Linked DNA regions of Mus musculus: region 2 is linked to region 1. A link is a loop called in an ENCODE intact Hi-C map of the cell type or tissue named here. Cell type or tissue: heart. All regions are shown on one strand.

Region 1 (8,000 bases):
TCATCTGAAAACGAACCCTGAAGATATCGGTAAGGAGCAAGTTTCTAAAGTATTCTACAATTGCAATACAAATGCACACACAAACATTCTCTGTGTGCAAGCACACATGCATGCTCCTTATAATTCAAAAATGCCTAAAATAAAATTAAAAATTCCCACTCAGGAGGCTAAGAGCATAGTTCAGAGGTAGAGTGCGTCCCTAACATGCATGAAGCCCTGGCTTAATCTCTAAAACTGCAAAGAAAAAAAACCCTTAATTATGAGGGAGAACCTTGCCTGGACTTAATAACAATGCAGTCAATCAGACTCCAAAGGTAAGTAAGGCTAAGGCTTAATTTACAAAAAAACAAAACAAACAAAACAAAACAAAACAAAAAAGGATAGCTCCCTCAAAAATCACAAAATGCAAATCAAAACTTCTTATTGAACATGAATTTGATGGAGATCCAATGAATACCAAATACATGGATTATATCAATAAGCCCTTAATGTACACATTCATTTTATGTGGTTAAATGTTCATATTCTTAACCCATATTTAATTTTGTATTTATTATACACATAGTTTTGAGAAGCATCAAATATCTTTTGAGGGAAAAAATAGTACAATTGCACTGAGTGAGCTTTTAAATTGGAGAGGGATCCATGACTCCAGGGAGATGTAGTTGAAAGCATGATTGCCCCCAAATAAAAAAATGCCAAGAAAAGCATTAAAAAGTATGGCTAGCTTATGGCAAGCAGCTTTGACGCTGTCTGTCAAACCTATGATACCAGCTCAACTGAAAAAAATGTCACTGACCTTCCTAGTGATGTCTCACTGCCCGTTTTCATACTCATTTTAACAGAGCAGACACACGTCTACAATAGCTACGGACACTGCTACCCTGCTGGTGTTTACTTTACACAACACTTCCCTACAGAGCTCAACTGTTTTTGGAGGTGTACATAACAACACGGGCACTGCTTTCCAGCTGTAAAAAAGAAAGAATAAAAATCAGTATTTCAACAATCATTTCATAAGAGAACTATGAATAAAGGTAGTGATTGACTTAAAATGGCTCCGTTTGAGAAACCATATTTTAAATGTTTCAACTGTCACTCCACGATACCTCATAGTCAGAAAGACAGTTTGAAGGACAGTCCCCATTTCATGATTCTGCAATCAGGGTAAATGAAAGTTCCATCATTCCATAGACAAATGTGTTGTCAGATGGGGAGAAGGATGGCTACCAGGAGACACCTTTAGCCATATTCCAATAGGTTATAAAAATACAAGGGTAAAAGGAAACCTGTTTGAGGCTGCCTAAAAATTTGATGTGTAAGTGATGGTTTCCTGAAAAGGAGGACAAATTACACCAAATTCCCAGAGAAGCATATTCTAAGTCAAGAGCAATACAGCACCACACACAGTACAAATGCCACTGTGCTGAGACAGAGGTATTCTGTAAACTTAAGGTTAAAGCAATATAGATGTCTTCATCATCGATTTAAAAAACAAACAAACAAATAAAACCAGAAACATACTCTATACCTTATGAGTATACTCCTTGGGGACTGCTTAGTGCGCTAAGCATAGTTGGACTATGACTCTCAACTAGTTTATTTCATTCTTTTTGCCCAAATGTCTGCTTTTTGAGGAACTGACACATACAGATGGCTTAAAGACTAAGAAAACAGAGACAAAGAGAAAATTTTACTTACAAATGTGAAACAACAGGCTTGCTATTTGGCACTATCTGCTTCTGTGCTTCATATTAACTCCTTAAATTGCTCCGATGCACATGTGCTAGGGTGAGAGCCACTTTTATCCCTGCGGGAGGAGAACAGCGACTGAGAAACTAGATGATACCGTTGTTAGGGACTTAGCTAGAAAATCTTTAAATAAAAGCCACAAAGATTTACAACTTTACACTAATAAACAAAGAATTTCAAAAGTACCAAATTTTGATGTCTTAGAACAGACAGTCACCATGTAAGGCAGCAGCTCTCAACCCGAGGGTCTCGACCCCTATGGTTGTTGAGTGACTACCACAGTGGTTGGACACTTTTGTGATATTTATAATACAATTCATGACAATAGCAAAATTGCAGTTATGAACTAACAACAGTAATAATTTTATAGTTGGTTACCACAAAATGAGGACTGTATTAAGACAATACTACTGCCTCAGTTTTTAGATTGTATGTTTCAATAAAACAGAGGAGGACCTAATTATTTTTTCTTTCTCATTAAAACTATGGTACTTTGGGTATTCTTTGGTAACAAATAAACTTAATTTGGGGCTAAGGTTTTACTCCCACGTCTTTGGTCATTACATGCTTGTTGTATACCTTGAGATAAATCTCCTTCAGACTCCTATCTGATACCACAGCTCCACTTTCTAGGCCACACCCAAACATCCGCAATGTTTTCCAATTTCATCGGGGTCCCGTACATTACACTCAATTTCTTCTTTAGGTTGGCTTTCATTTTTAAAAACACAAATCTATTTTTAAGGGACTATTTACCCTTAATTAATATTCACTACCTTTGAACCATAAACTTGCTGTACGCATATAAACATATGTAACAAAACCAAAACTATTTAAAAAAATTAAGTCGCAGTGAATCAAAGGTCTAATCTAAGAACTGCTGAAGCTCTGAGTCAAAACCTTGAAGATACACAGGCACAGGCAAGGACTTTCTGCAAAGGGCTCCGAGAGGCTGAGGAAACACCAGCAAGAACTGGCATCATGTAACATACAAACTTTCTGTAGAAATTAAGAGTAGAGAGATTCTACGGGATCTTTGTTGGGTAGTCATATGGCAGGGGGCTCACATCTAGAATTATATAAACAACCCAAAAACCTACTAAAGGGACCCCCCCCCCCCGTATCTATTAACAACAAAAATGTCACAACAGCAAGGAGAGAGTAACAGAAGAAACTTTGTAAATCTAAAATGAGGCAGCCCTATCAGACAGGAAGAGAGCTAACACAGTTCCTTCCAGTAGTTCAGTAAAAAAACATGTACTCAGAGACACCACTGAGGAGCTATCTCAATTCACAGGTCCTCGAAACCAAAAATTAGACAACCCGTTATCCACATATAAACACACATACACACCCCTCCTCAAGCAATCTAGTTGCGCTCAGAATACTAAATAGGGCTCAATGGTCCTACTTTCCCTAAAGGTTTTTCTTTGGGGAATCTCATTAGTAGCCAAAGCGACTGAGGGAGAAAGGAATGTTTCTCACCTGGGAAAAAGGGCATCCCCATTCACTGGCTCCCCGTGGGAGGCCTGCTTAGCATTATTGGGCACAAGTTTTAGTCTTCTGGAATTAGAGAGCACCACCAATTCAGAGACAGCGTTGCTCTTCCCAGAAAATGCGTCCTGCTCCTGAGCTAGTGGGACTGGGACGCTGGTTTGTTTGTTTGTTTCTTGTTTTTGTTTGCTTGTTTGTTTTGCAATGACAAGTTTTTAGCAAATGGAGGTCAGGGGCTATGGGGGACCTGGACCCCAGCTTAGCGTGGGGTGCGGGGGTATAGCCCGCAACGCCTCCAGCGAGCAAGGATGCTATGGCCAGCCCGGGGTCTCCCAAAGGCCTTTAGTTATACGGATTTTACACAAAACAAAGAGTTACTTTTAAACGCGACAGACTCAAGGTCAAACTGCGAGGTGCTTGGGCCCGTGGAAGAGATGCCCGAAAAAGCCCAGATCCAAACTCACAGGCTTCCTTCCGTTTCCTAACCCCAAACTAATAGGTGTTTTTCGTTTTGTCAGTAAAATTCGATTTTTGTTTCACAGAACAAGATGCGGAGGTAGAAACGGTGAAGAAGCCGGTCCCAAATATTTACAGGGCAGGGACCTGATGACGGGCCAAGGCCGGGGCCGCTCCGCCCAGTCTGGAGAGGGGTGTCACTGCCGCGGCGCTAGGCCCGGAGTCCTGCTTGGGGAGACTAGAGCACTCACCCTGGGCCTGCTGGAGAGTCCCCGGAGAGAGGGTCGCCGCCCGCCGGCTCCGGGGCACTCGGGTGAGCGCTCGCAGAGGCCGTTGACCGAGCGCACCGAGGCGCCCGGGCAAAGAAGCGGCGGAGCGGCCGCGACGGGCCGGGACAGACGCGAGAACGGCCAGGACTGACCCCTTCCAGGAGCCGTAGCGGAAGTAGGTTTCTGGTCATGTGACGAGAGAAGGGCGGATGTTGCATGCAGGCTCCTGAGACGTCGACGCGGAGCCATTTTTGTCGTGGGCAAAGTACTTCCGTCTCAGGTGATTCCTGTTGAGGGGGTTTCTAGACTTTGCGATCTTTAAGAACCTTGCGTTTGCAGGTAAACTGGTAACCTGTTTTAAAGGAACGCCTGAATAAAAATTCTTATGGTGGCCCGCGAATTTGCATATATAACTAAATATTGGAAGTAATTCTTCAGCAGTCTAATTGTGATTTCCCTAAAACTTACAAATTAAGAATCCGAGAAAAGGGGAAGCTGAATTGGGTTTCAAGATAGTAGGGGTCAGAAATCTCTTTCAAATCTAAACACCCAACTTGTGGCTCCCCTCTGGAAGGCAAGAACCATACTTGCTCATAGAAGGATAGACGGGAAGCCAAATCAGGAAATACGACGTGTGCCTCTATTTTCATAACCTAGCAACTTCACCCACTGTTTCTCATCCTTGGTGACAACCAACCAGGGTTAAAGAATTTTTTTTTTTACAATCTGTTCCATATTATAGTTGAGCCTGGTGCCACACTCTTGAAATCCCAGTATTAGGGACTTAGGAGCTAGAAGCTATAGGATCAAGAGTTCCAGACCAGCCTCAGCTAAGTATTGAGTGGAAGGCCTGTGTCATTATCTATATCAAACATACACACTCTTTTTTTTTTAAACAGTAAACACCTTGATACTTTAAAAAAAAAGATTAATTTATTATTATATGTAAGTACACTGTAGCTTTCTTTGGACACACCAGATGAGGGCGTCAGATCTCATTACGGATGGTTGTGAGCCACCACGTGATTGCTGGGATTTGAACTCAGGACCTTTGGAAGAACTCTTAACCACTGAGCCATCTCTCCAGGCCCATACATGCTCTTTTTCTTGTGGTTATTTCCTACTAATAGAGTCTAACATGTTTATATTGGTTTAAATATATGTAATCTAGAAACAGTTTTAAGTGTTTGTGAGGATGTGCATAGGTTATCTGCAACCATCAATTTTATATAAGAGACATAAGCTTGTGGATATGAGCTGTGATTCTAGAACAAATTTCTCACTCCCTTGTGCAAAGGAAGAGTATTTACTCAAGTGATATAGTCTTGAATCTAAAAATACTTCCAAAGTCAATCTTTGGCTCATTCTTATAACTACAGTTCTAAGGAACCAGAAGTAAGAGGGTGGGAGGATTGCCAGCACTACACAATGAACCCTGACTCAAAACAACAACAAAAACCCAAACAAAGAAAATCTCAGATGATCCCCCAGAAGTGTTATTTTCCTTCAAAATAATGTGTCAAACTTTCTGAATTTCATTCTTGTGTGTCCTTCCTAATATTGGTTTAAGATAAGCAAAATTTCCCTTTACCTTCTGAAGGTCTCAGTGAGACCCCAATTAAATTGGCATAAAACAGCAGGTGAACAGAATGGAAGCATACACTTTTAATTAGTAATTTTTGCTTGTATGTTGGAATATTGAAAAATGAAGACACAAAGAAGTTCTTAGGATCTATAATCTGTATCAGAAGCTGACCATTGTAGTAAATTGTAAAAATGTGAGAAGACACTTTTTAAGTGTCTTTGTCTCAAAATAATCTTTATTTCAAAGGGGCCTACTGTGGGTGGTGTGTCCTGCTAATTTATAGTGACAAGTAATCCTCCTTTACGGACAGATTAAATAACATTATCCTGTCATTCCAAGTCAAGGCCTTTGGGGGTAAGTATGGATAAGCTAGGTAAGCCATACATTATCAAGACTTTTAAATGTGTTCTCTCCCTCTCACTCATCCCTCTTTCTCACCCCTCTTCCTCTCCCTCTCCTTTTTTCCCCTTCTCTCTCCTTTCTCTCTCTTATCCCTCCCTTTCCCCATGGCAACTTCCTTGTCCTCAGTCCTTGGCACCAGTGAACTCACCCATTTGCCGGACAGCATCTTCCCAATAAACCTGTCTTTAATCTAATCTAATCTGGTTTAAATGGGTTGATTTCAGCAGCAGCAGAGAAATAACCTATCAAGGGTCTTATTGCTCCCTTACACTTCTTAAATGTTGCAGACTTCTTTTTCTTTTGTCCCTAGCCCTTTCTTTTCAAAGTTTTGAAATGACTTTTAAATAAAGATCCATAATTCAGTTATCAAACCCAGGTCTTCTTCTGTAACCCTGATTTATCATTTATCTTTGGGCATCATGTGAGTCTATTAAACAAGACAGTGTTTCATAGAATGTCAGAGCACCTAATAGTGTGTGATACAGTCTTAAATGAAAAGTTATGTGGCATGAATGGTGCTTCTTCCATGCACATGGAAGTCTATTCCTTCTTGTGTCCTGTATTATAGATTCATGATGGGTCTTCCTTTTCTTCTCTCACTCATGTGTACATTTCTGTTTGTGACTTAATGCCATTGGCTTTTTCTATAACCTCATAATATATAAAACCAAATAATCTCATCCACTTAGTTTAGCTTCATCCTGATGCATGACTTCTAGCCATTGCTACTTAGGTTTCCCATTAGGGATTAAACCCTGATAGGTTTTACCTTATTTCCCCTTTTCAACTCAGACATTCTTCAGTTACTGTTTCTCGTTTATGGCAAGGTTACTTTTTTAGGCATCAAGATTCAGAATACTATAGTTATCTCTTACTATCTTAATTTGATGGTTATTTTCGGTGAAAATTAGTATTCTTTGATATTCTTCTTAATTTCAAAGTTGTGTATTGCTTTATAGTGACTATTATTTTTACAGTCCAAAATAAACTATCTTCCACTAGAAAAAAAACCCAAAATATGATAGAATTGTTCCTTTTCTTTTATTTTGACAAAACAATAGAACTTTAGTTATATTTACAGAAATATTAGTACATTGTAATACATTATAATTTTGTCAGGATATAACAATATAAAATATTTGATATATTTTAAATAAATTTCAAGTGGTTATTGAGAAGAATATTAAATTAAGTTTAGTGGTAGCAAGCTACATTTGAAATATAGAAAACCTTTGTAAAATTAACAATAAAATTCAAATTTAAACATTTTTAATACTTTTATAAATAAATTAATAATGTGTTATCTTGCAAAAAAAGAACAATTGACAAGTTGGTTGTTTTAGCACACTGTGAAACTCCAAAGTTGAAGCACCAAAATTGAAACAAACGTTTTGTTAATCAGTTAAAAATGTTGAAAGATTTATTTGTATTTATGTGGCAGTGCCTGTGCTAGTGAATGCCACCTATATGTGGGTATCCTTGAATGCCACCTATATGTGGGTATCCTTGGAGGCCAGCGGGGTCCCTTTGAGCAGTCCTGAGCTGCATGACCTGGGTATTGAGAACTATACTTGGGTTCTCTGCAGAGAAACCAGCACTCTGAACTACTGAACCATTTCTCCAGCCACATAGGAAATTGAATTTTAAATGTATAATTTACTCATAAACATCTGGGAAGTACTATGCACGGGCTGTATTTTATTGCTCACTCTTAGAAGTACAAATGACTGACTGTTGATATGGCTTCTTTGGGCATTAAGGTGTCCAGTATTACCTGTTTTAAATACTGATAAGAGGACAGAAGAAGAAAGGGGCCTATGAGCAAATGAAGGGTAGCTGTTGTGACATCAGCACCAGTCTAGTAGTGAAATAGATTACCCTGAAAGTCACCAGTGAGTTTTAAAGAGAGACAAAGGTGAAAAGGATTGTGGCCAGTTTCTTGGGTGTGTGCCTATTGAGTGGAGAACATGAGAGGATGATGAAAACTTTGAAAACAAAATTCTGGGTGGCTGAGGCAGAAAACTTGTGGTGATTTGGGGGTC
Region 2 (8,000 bases), 410 kb after region 1:
AAATTCCGTTTTCATTTTCCCTTCCTGTCCATAACGTAATGAGACGTCTCCCAGTGGAACCGGACTTTATTGCTTTGTAATTATGATGTGCATGTAACAACGTCCAAGAAACTAGATGGTAAATAACACCGACATGCAAGCCTGAATGCACACTGTCAGTTGGCTATCATCTGGATCCCAAAGGGCGCTTGCACACTATCTATTGCATCCCAGAAATATGACACATTTGCTTTTCTGAATACAGCCAGAATTACCCACCAGCTTTGAAATATCATCACCATGATGCTGCAAGCAGCAGCTGCGTGATTGAAAGTAACTCCCCTCCCCCACTCTCCAGCTGTCCCCAGGAAAACCCTCTCAATGTGTGAAAATGACAGTATTACTACTACCACCACTAATAATAACAAGCTAACAAATGGTTAGATTTGAAATTATTTTTCTGAGGATCATTATTAAATTAACTTTAACCCCCCCACACACACACACAAATCTACTTCACCATATGAATGAAAACCAGATGCTATCATCCAACAAAAATCACTGTGGGTTGTATACATAAGTATCCTTCTTTTGTAGACTTTGTTCCTCTTCCTCAGTCACTTAAGAGACTGAACAAAAGTTGAAATCCTAAATAGCTTTAACAGTGGTACAGCTGCCACAGTGTCAGGGATTGTTAACAAGCTGTAGGGTTCGTTGTTGTTTTTCTGCACAGAATCCCGTTTCTATAAAATATGGGACAAACTGAAGACTGTATGTGTTTGGGAGCCTTATGTTTGGTTTTTAATCATCACCCAGGACTCTGTATGAGAACCCAGACATATGCTTAGCCCAGAGACAAAGCCAGCAACTCTGCAGGGCAGGGGATCCCCAGTATCTAGACTCCTACCATCACAGTTTTAGGTACAGCTCATGCTCCGAGCTCTGCCTCTGACAGTTAATCATACACAGGTCCTCAGAACCCCACTTCTCTGGACACATTCTGGACCAGGAACCTGTGTACTCCAATGTCACTGATCTTAAAGCCTCCCAGCTCTTGAACCTTCTGGGTAAATTTCTGCTTAACAAGCTCCAAGTTAAAACAAAATAAGTCAACAAAGAAACAAACAAAACCCTGAGAATCACTGCTTGGATGCAATAATGGCAACATTAAAGAACAGCAGTTAATGGTTTTTCACAATAAATTTAATGTATATGTACATAAGTATATAACTTTTAATGTTTGGTTCCCTACCCTCATATAATATACTACAAAGTAAACAAAAGTATGGTCTGCTATGAATGCCTTTATGCATATGCCATTCATACACTCACAGTTAAATGTAGAAGCATGAAAAAAAAAGTAAGAACTTTGACATTTTTAAAAAGTTGAACACACTTGTGTTCTATTGTAAAGCATATGTATTGAAAAAATTACTTCAGGGTTAATAACATTTTTATGCATTTATTTACAGAAGTATCTTCTATAACATAACAGCATCACATGACACAGCTGACTGTATCAAATGAAATTGGCCATAGGACAATCAAAGATAGTTTGAAGTTAATTATCTCTAATTTGGAAACTATAAAAACAACGTCTAGAAATCACTGATTATGAGAGAACTAGTGTTCTTCTGGCACGCTGAGCTGTAATTTTCTCCAGTGTTTGCTTTTTCCTCACAGATTAGGAAAGCTTTGGTTCAGCATCTCCATCGCTTAAAAAGCAGTGAACACGTCATAAAACAACCTAGTACATAAAAGATGGAAATTAGCCGGGCGTGGGGGAGCATGCCTTTAATCCCAGCACTTGAGAGGCAGGGACAGCCAAGGCTACTCAGAGAAACCCTGTCTCGAAAAAGAACCAAAAAAAGAAAAAAAACAAAACAAAAAACAACAACAACAAAAGATGGAAATTAACAGGGCAGTCAGAATTAAATGTTAAACATTATATCTTCCCCTTTCAAAAAGAGACATTACCTAACATATAATGTAGTAGTAACAGTTAACACAGCATCTCATTTAACTTAGGTAGCTTCTACTTTACAGGAGAAATTAAAACTGGAAGGAAGCTAATCTGTCTATGGGGCATAATCAATACACAGAGGGAGGAATTCAAGCAGGGCTTGCCTGACCCAGAACCACAGCTATCTATCTATCTTACACAGAAAATAATAAAACATTAGGAGTCTCTGAAAAACAATCGCTTCATGATGGGACAGTATCACTTTGGTGGTAAGGTTAACTATTATGGATAGAAACAGGTATCACAAGTGATATATTTACATGACAATTTATTGCCCATAATATTCTGGAGTCTCAGCATGGCCTTGGCACCAGTGCTCTTTAGTCAAAGCTATGTGTTACACAGGCCACCACTAGTCACTGACCCTTTTTAACACTGTAATGAGCCTAGACTCAAGAACAGTAGCTTCAGACCCCAAATGATTATTTCTTCCTCTAGGTGAACCGTTGGAGAAAGGAATAGTTCTTAGAAAATGTTCCATGTAGTAATTTGGAGAAATAAAATAAAAATCATCCCGTTGGGAGCCTGTCCACTTAACTGTGACCGTCCCCAATGGACATGAGCCCTTCTTTGCTAAGATGGAGCCATACCATATATAGGGACAAAAGCTAAGGACAGAAACAGCTTTTGGTGGCGGGGTGCTAGCCACCACTGTATGCTTCTTTGTAACTCTGGTCTGGCCTTTACCAAACTACAGGACAAACTTAGGTATAACTAAGTTGAAGAAACAAGAAGGGCAAAGACCTTTAAACCACCTTGGCACAATTTCTAATAGTTCATTTTCTAAAATACCACAATGTAAATAAAATTAGTGGCATAACGGACTGCTGTAACTTTCTCGCTTGATGTGGCTGTTTGCATAGGGTCTCATGATGTAGCTCTGACTGGACTCCAAACTTAGGATATCTCTTGCCTCAGCCTCCTGAGCATTGCTGTTACAGGTGTGAGACATCCATAACTATCCTGTATCTAAATTTTTACTATTCATAAGTAGTTGGGATAAAAGTCTTTGCAGCAGTCATAAAATCATGCACTCCAACTGCTCTCTAACCCTACACCTCGTCCTTCCTCCACGACCTGTGCGCTTTCTTCATGCAGGTCTAGTAACTTCTCTTGGAGTGTTTTGTATGGGTTATTGCTACCCACTTGTTTTCACATGTCAACACTTAGTACTATGAAGTCACAGTTAAATGATTCGGTCAAGATTCCAGATCTAGAAAATACCTCACCTTACTCTAACCTCATTATGTATAAAATTCCATAACGAGTGAGTACTTTTTACGCTGTTATTCGTCGAACTCAGTACCCGGAAGTGCTAGAATGGACCGAAAGGCTTGCTCAAAGGGGTATGACACTAAAATCTGTACTGCCAACAATTCCCTCAGAAGATGCTGTTGATGGAGAGCAAACCCAGGACCAAGGCAGGAGCACTTGCTCTCCTGGAATGTACCAGAACACTAGAAGATCCGAAGCAGAATCAGTAATAGAAGCAGGAAGAAGGTAAATGAGGTTAGGACGTTGGGATGAAAAGTAGAGGGGGAAAAAAAAAAAAAAACAAAAAACCTGGCACCATGCCCCCCCCCCCAAAGAAAACCTGGTGTCATGAAGCTACTGAAAGGGACTTTTATAAATGAGTCTGACAACTGAATCTTAACCGTGCAATAATTAGATATTACAGTTGTTATTGTTGTTGTTGTTGTTTTAAATAATGCCTGTTTTGGAAAAACGGAAAGGCATGTGTGAAAAGAGAAGAGGTGAAGTCCCTCGGGTGTATGTCTGTCCTCTATTCTGTGGTACAGACAGCCTTACAGAGGTTAGGATGGGTCTGTGTGTTTGAGACAGAAGTGGCCGCCCCCCCAACCACCTGCCACTGCAAGCTCTGTGCAAGCTGATGCAACTTCGCCTCAAACTTCCTGAAGTCGGAGGAACCTCGCAAAAGCCTATCCGGGCAGCCTAGATCTCCATGAGCCAGGGAAGCGGTACCGGTGCGACTGCCCCTGCGACCCCATCCCGGCCGGCCGGAGGGGAGAAGAAGACCCGGACCCGGCGGGCCGGCTCCTCCGCCCGGTCCCTAAGCAGCACTTCCGCCCAGCGGACCCTGGCTGGCCCCATAGCAGCGCTTCCGCCCGGCCCGCAGCGGCCCGGATCTCAGCCCCGGCCCCGCCATCCGTGGTCCCGGGAAGCCGCAACACACGCCGCACAAAAGCGATGCCATACACTCAGCTGAAGAGACGCGGAAACTCACTCTCTCTAAGACCCGCTTGCGTCCTCACGTACTCCCGCGCTCGTGCGTCACTACGTCTGGACGCCGAATCCGGAGACTCAACTTCCGGCACGGACGCCGATTCCGCAGGCTCCACTTCCGGCGGCCTAGGGAAAGGAGCGGCAGTCTGCGCATGCTCCGTGCTTCGTACTGCCTTTTCGGCTTCCTCTAGCTAATGCGTAGCGCTCATCCTATTCAACCCTTAGCAACAAGGGTGTCGGTGTGCTTTTACAGCCATAACTAACTAATAATCACTTACCACGCGCACAGCGCATGAGTCGCCTATGGCCAGCTCCCTCAAGGCCAAAGTTTCTTCCCGGTGCAGTGTAGTCTACCAAGTGGACGGTGGAGACAGTAGCTGTTCCCAATGGGCCTCAGGAGAGCTGCTTATCCCAGAAAGTAGGCCGGCGAAACAGGGCCACGGTGTACATTTCATTCCCCAAGCACAAACACGAGGCCACACTGCTTAGCCTGTTTACTGCTTTAAGGGCTCGTGAGAAAAGGTTTTTGTGACTTAGGTCGTTTGATGCAATTTTCTCCTTCTAACGTGGAACCAGTTTCATGGGCAGCTTCTTCTAAAGGCAATGCTGCATTTGTGTCCTACAAGAAAACGATGTTTGGTGTAATTATTTTTCTAGTAATTAGAGGAGAGCTCCACCTTTTCAAGGCATGAATTGGGTGCAGGTATATTTACCAAAAGGCTTAGTAGCCACGTCTAGTTAGCATATTAAAAACTTCCCAGTCCCCCAAAAGTTAATCTTCTATTGTATAACAGAAGAAATTCTCCTAAAAAATTTTCCCTTGTAGTTGGAATTTGAATGAAAATTTCCCACACTATTAGGAGATATAGATGAGAATTTCAAGTGACAAAATTCTTAGCAAATTCAAGAATGAATTCTTATAATTTAACCCCTTTCAGGTATAAAAAAAAGTGGGGGGGTATGTAAGTCCAAGACTGACATTGCGAAACTGCATTCCTGGAAATGGAACCCAAGTGAGTAGGGGGAACTAAATTGCATGTAGAAATATATCTCCTTAGGAAGAAAACATGAATGCAATTTCTCAAAAGGAGAGGTCTCTATTTGTTCTTCCCACCAATTCTATGCATCCATTCCATTAATATACTCTTGCTTTATATTCTCTGTCAGTCTACCCCTTTCTATACTTACACTGTTTTTGTTATTATCTTGTTTTTAAGTGCAGAAGTGACTTTAAAAGAGCCGCAAATCAAGTCTCAAATCAGTAATCTCAAAAAAAATGCAATTGTAAATAGACAGGGCTTAGGAATGTTCTTGGGGAGCAGGCTGTGATGGTGAACACTAATGACCCCACAGTTTGAAGGTAGAGACAGGAAGATTGGGAGTTCAAGGACAGCCTCAGCTATATAACTTCAAGACCAGCTTAGTCTATATGACATCCTGAATCATAAAAAGTAAAGAAAAAAAACATTTTAATCCTATTTTAAATATGAGTAAAATGTTTCATTGGCATATAAGAGGACAGAGAAAAACCATTTTTTTAATGACCTCACCAGACATAGGGGCAAACACCTGTAATCTCTCCACTTGGAAAATAGATGCAAGAATATCAGGAGTTCCCATTATCTGGGTAATAATTTCCTAGCCTAAACTTTAATAGAGGGACAGTCAGAATTCTTACATGTAAACAAAGCTTAAAATTACTAAAGACTCAAAGCCAGACTAAGTCCTCTAACGTTTTTGTAGAAAAGCAAGTCATTGTTACATTACCTTGTAAAAATTATAATTTTTAAGTTCTCAAAAGTATTTTACTTGTCAGCTAAGATATTATTATGCATATTCCATTTAGTATATGAAATATATTTATGGTGTGCAGTTTTAAATTGTATCTAACCCTTGAGGGACAAGCAACAATTCTTAGCCATTTGACTCAAATTAATGTTCATAAAATATGGTGCCTGTGTTGAAACTGGGGGTTTGGTTACCTCCTTTGAACATTTCATAACTGGGTGGAAACTAGCAGAAAGGCAGATAGACATTCCCACCTTCCAGAATCCACCCTGAAGGAGAAAAGATGCCAGACAACAACACAGTGTACCAAAAAACTGGATTATCCTGTAAAGGAGGAGTTTGTTGTTATCTCTCACAGCTTCTAATGAATCAAATATATTACACTCAAACTGTTTCAAAAGATGGGTTACGTTGATTAGAGATTGTCTATCATCCTTCTTATGGAACAGCTTTCAAATTAGATGATTCGGCTATGAGAACTATAACAGGGCAAAATTGGGCCAAGTGTCGTGATAAGATTATCAACACTTAATAGTAGACTACACACACACACACACACACACACACACACACCCGCACTAACCCTAAGAGACTTATAATGGCCATAGAAAATAGATGTTACAAAACTAAAAGGTTCGTAGTGAGGAAAAAAAGATTTCACTGTGATAAGATAGCCAAAACATTAAGAAGAGACAAGAACTGTAAATGTCTACATATCCAACAATATAACTCTAAGGTCATGAAGATAAAATTGGTAGCATTGGGAATTTAGGGTGTATCCAAATGTTAGAGTGCCTGCCTAGCAGGAACAAGGTTCCAGAGCTGCGCAGCGGGGTATGTCAGAGGAAATGAATTAAGAAGCACACAGCAAAAGTCTGATATTTAAATACTCTTAACAATGGGTAGGAAATTAGACTGAAAACCATTAAGTATATAGAAACTTCAAAAAAAAAATACTACCAAAATAGTAAGTGCAGACCACTCTACTTAATAACAGCAGAATTTATAGCTAATTTAAGATATCTGTTCTCCAGGATAGCCCCATATGGTGCATCATAAAACAAACGTGAATAAATTTAAAATTAACGGCATCATTCAGGGTATCCTCGATGGTGACAATAAAATTAAATTAGGAATCAACAAAAGAAATACATTTGGGAATTAAAAAATTTAGCCACTGAGTAATGCCTAAAAAGGCAAAGAGAATTAGAGAGCAGTTTTAACTGGACAAGAAGGAAATGCAGAGATGTCCCAGTTCCATTAAAGTGATGATGTTGACCCACATTAACAGTGCTGCTTTAAAGCAACATAGTGGGGAAATGTCCCAATAGCTTAGCTTTAGGAGTAGTTAAAATGAGCAACACACACACAGAGAACATAAAAGACGAATTAATACACATAAAAATGGAGGAAAATCAATAAAAATTAAAATCTGATTTTAAAAGATTCAATTTACCAAAAGGAAAAAGAAAACCACACTAAATGTCCCAAACGAGGCATGAAATGACTATATCACCCAACCCATTCTACAGGAATTTAGATGACAAGAAACTGCATAAATTTATGTTAATAAGGTAAGTGTTGTAAATAAACTAAACGAGGTCTTAGATTTAAACTGATAAAACTTGTTCAAGAAAAAAAAAAAGACTCCATTTTCTAGGATTGTTAGAGAGAGAGACAGAGACAGAGACAGAGACAGAAACAGAAGAAAAGGAAGGAAGGAAGGAGGGAGGGGAGGAGGAAGGAAGGAAGGAAGGAAGGAAGGAAGGAAGGAAGGAAGGAAGGAAGGAAGGAAGGAGGGAGGGAGGGGAGGAGGGGAGGAGGAGAAAGAGACAAAGAGGACAGAACAGAAAAGAAGAGAAGAAAACTATGACCTGGGTGACCTAAAATATCAGCTACACAACTGTTCAGTTTTAGAGGCTGCAAGTCCAGTATCAAAATGTTGGCTGGACCATGTTCACTCCCT

The links. Hi-C counts contacts between places; a loop is a spot of excess contacts. Peaks named below come from ENCODE experiments on the same cell type or tissue, not always from the same donor. Only the 100,000 strongest peaks of a DNase experiment are listed, where the experiment ranks them.
Region 2: a loop joins it to region 1, with 6 times the contacts of the local background. A loop is called at or near these places in 7 of 42 quality-filtered maps.

Annotation. Positions count from the first base shown.
Region 1 is chr1:82,721,038-82,729,037 of GRCm38, reverse strand. It overlaps Col4a3 (collagen, type IV, alpha 3), which reads right to left. Exons shown (of 52, transcript NM_007734.2): 52 at 6,979-8,000. It overlaps Mff (mitochondrial fission factor), which reads right to left and starts at 4,148. Exons shown (of 9, transcript NM_029409.3): 1 at 3,954-4,148; 2 at 1,702-1,810. It overlaps C430014B12Rik (a long non-coding RNA gene), which reads left to right and starts at 3,117. Exons shown (of 4, transcript XR_865578.3): 1 at 3,117-4,251. In heart, no CTCF peak of the experiment used is centred here; a DNase peak (open chromatin) is centred at 4,147; H3K4me3 peaks cover 1,911 bases; H3K27ac peaks cover 1,531 bases; H3K27me3 peaks cover 396 bases.
Region 2 is chr1:82,312,896-82,320,895 of GRCm38, reverse strand. Rhbdd1 (rhomboid domain containing 1) reads right to left here and starts at 4,317. Exons shown (of 7, transcript NM_029777.3): 1 at 4,248-4,317. In heart, no CTCF peak of the experiment used is centred here; a DNase peak (open chromatin) is centred at 4,345; H3K4me3 peaks cover 1,691 bases; H3K27ac peaks cover 1,314 bases.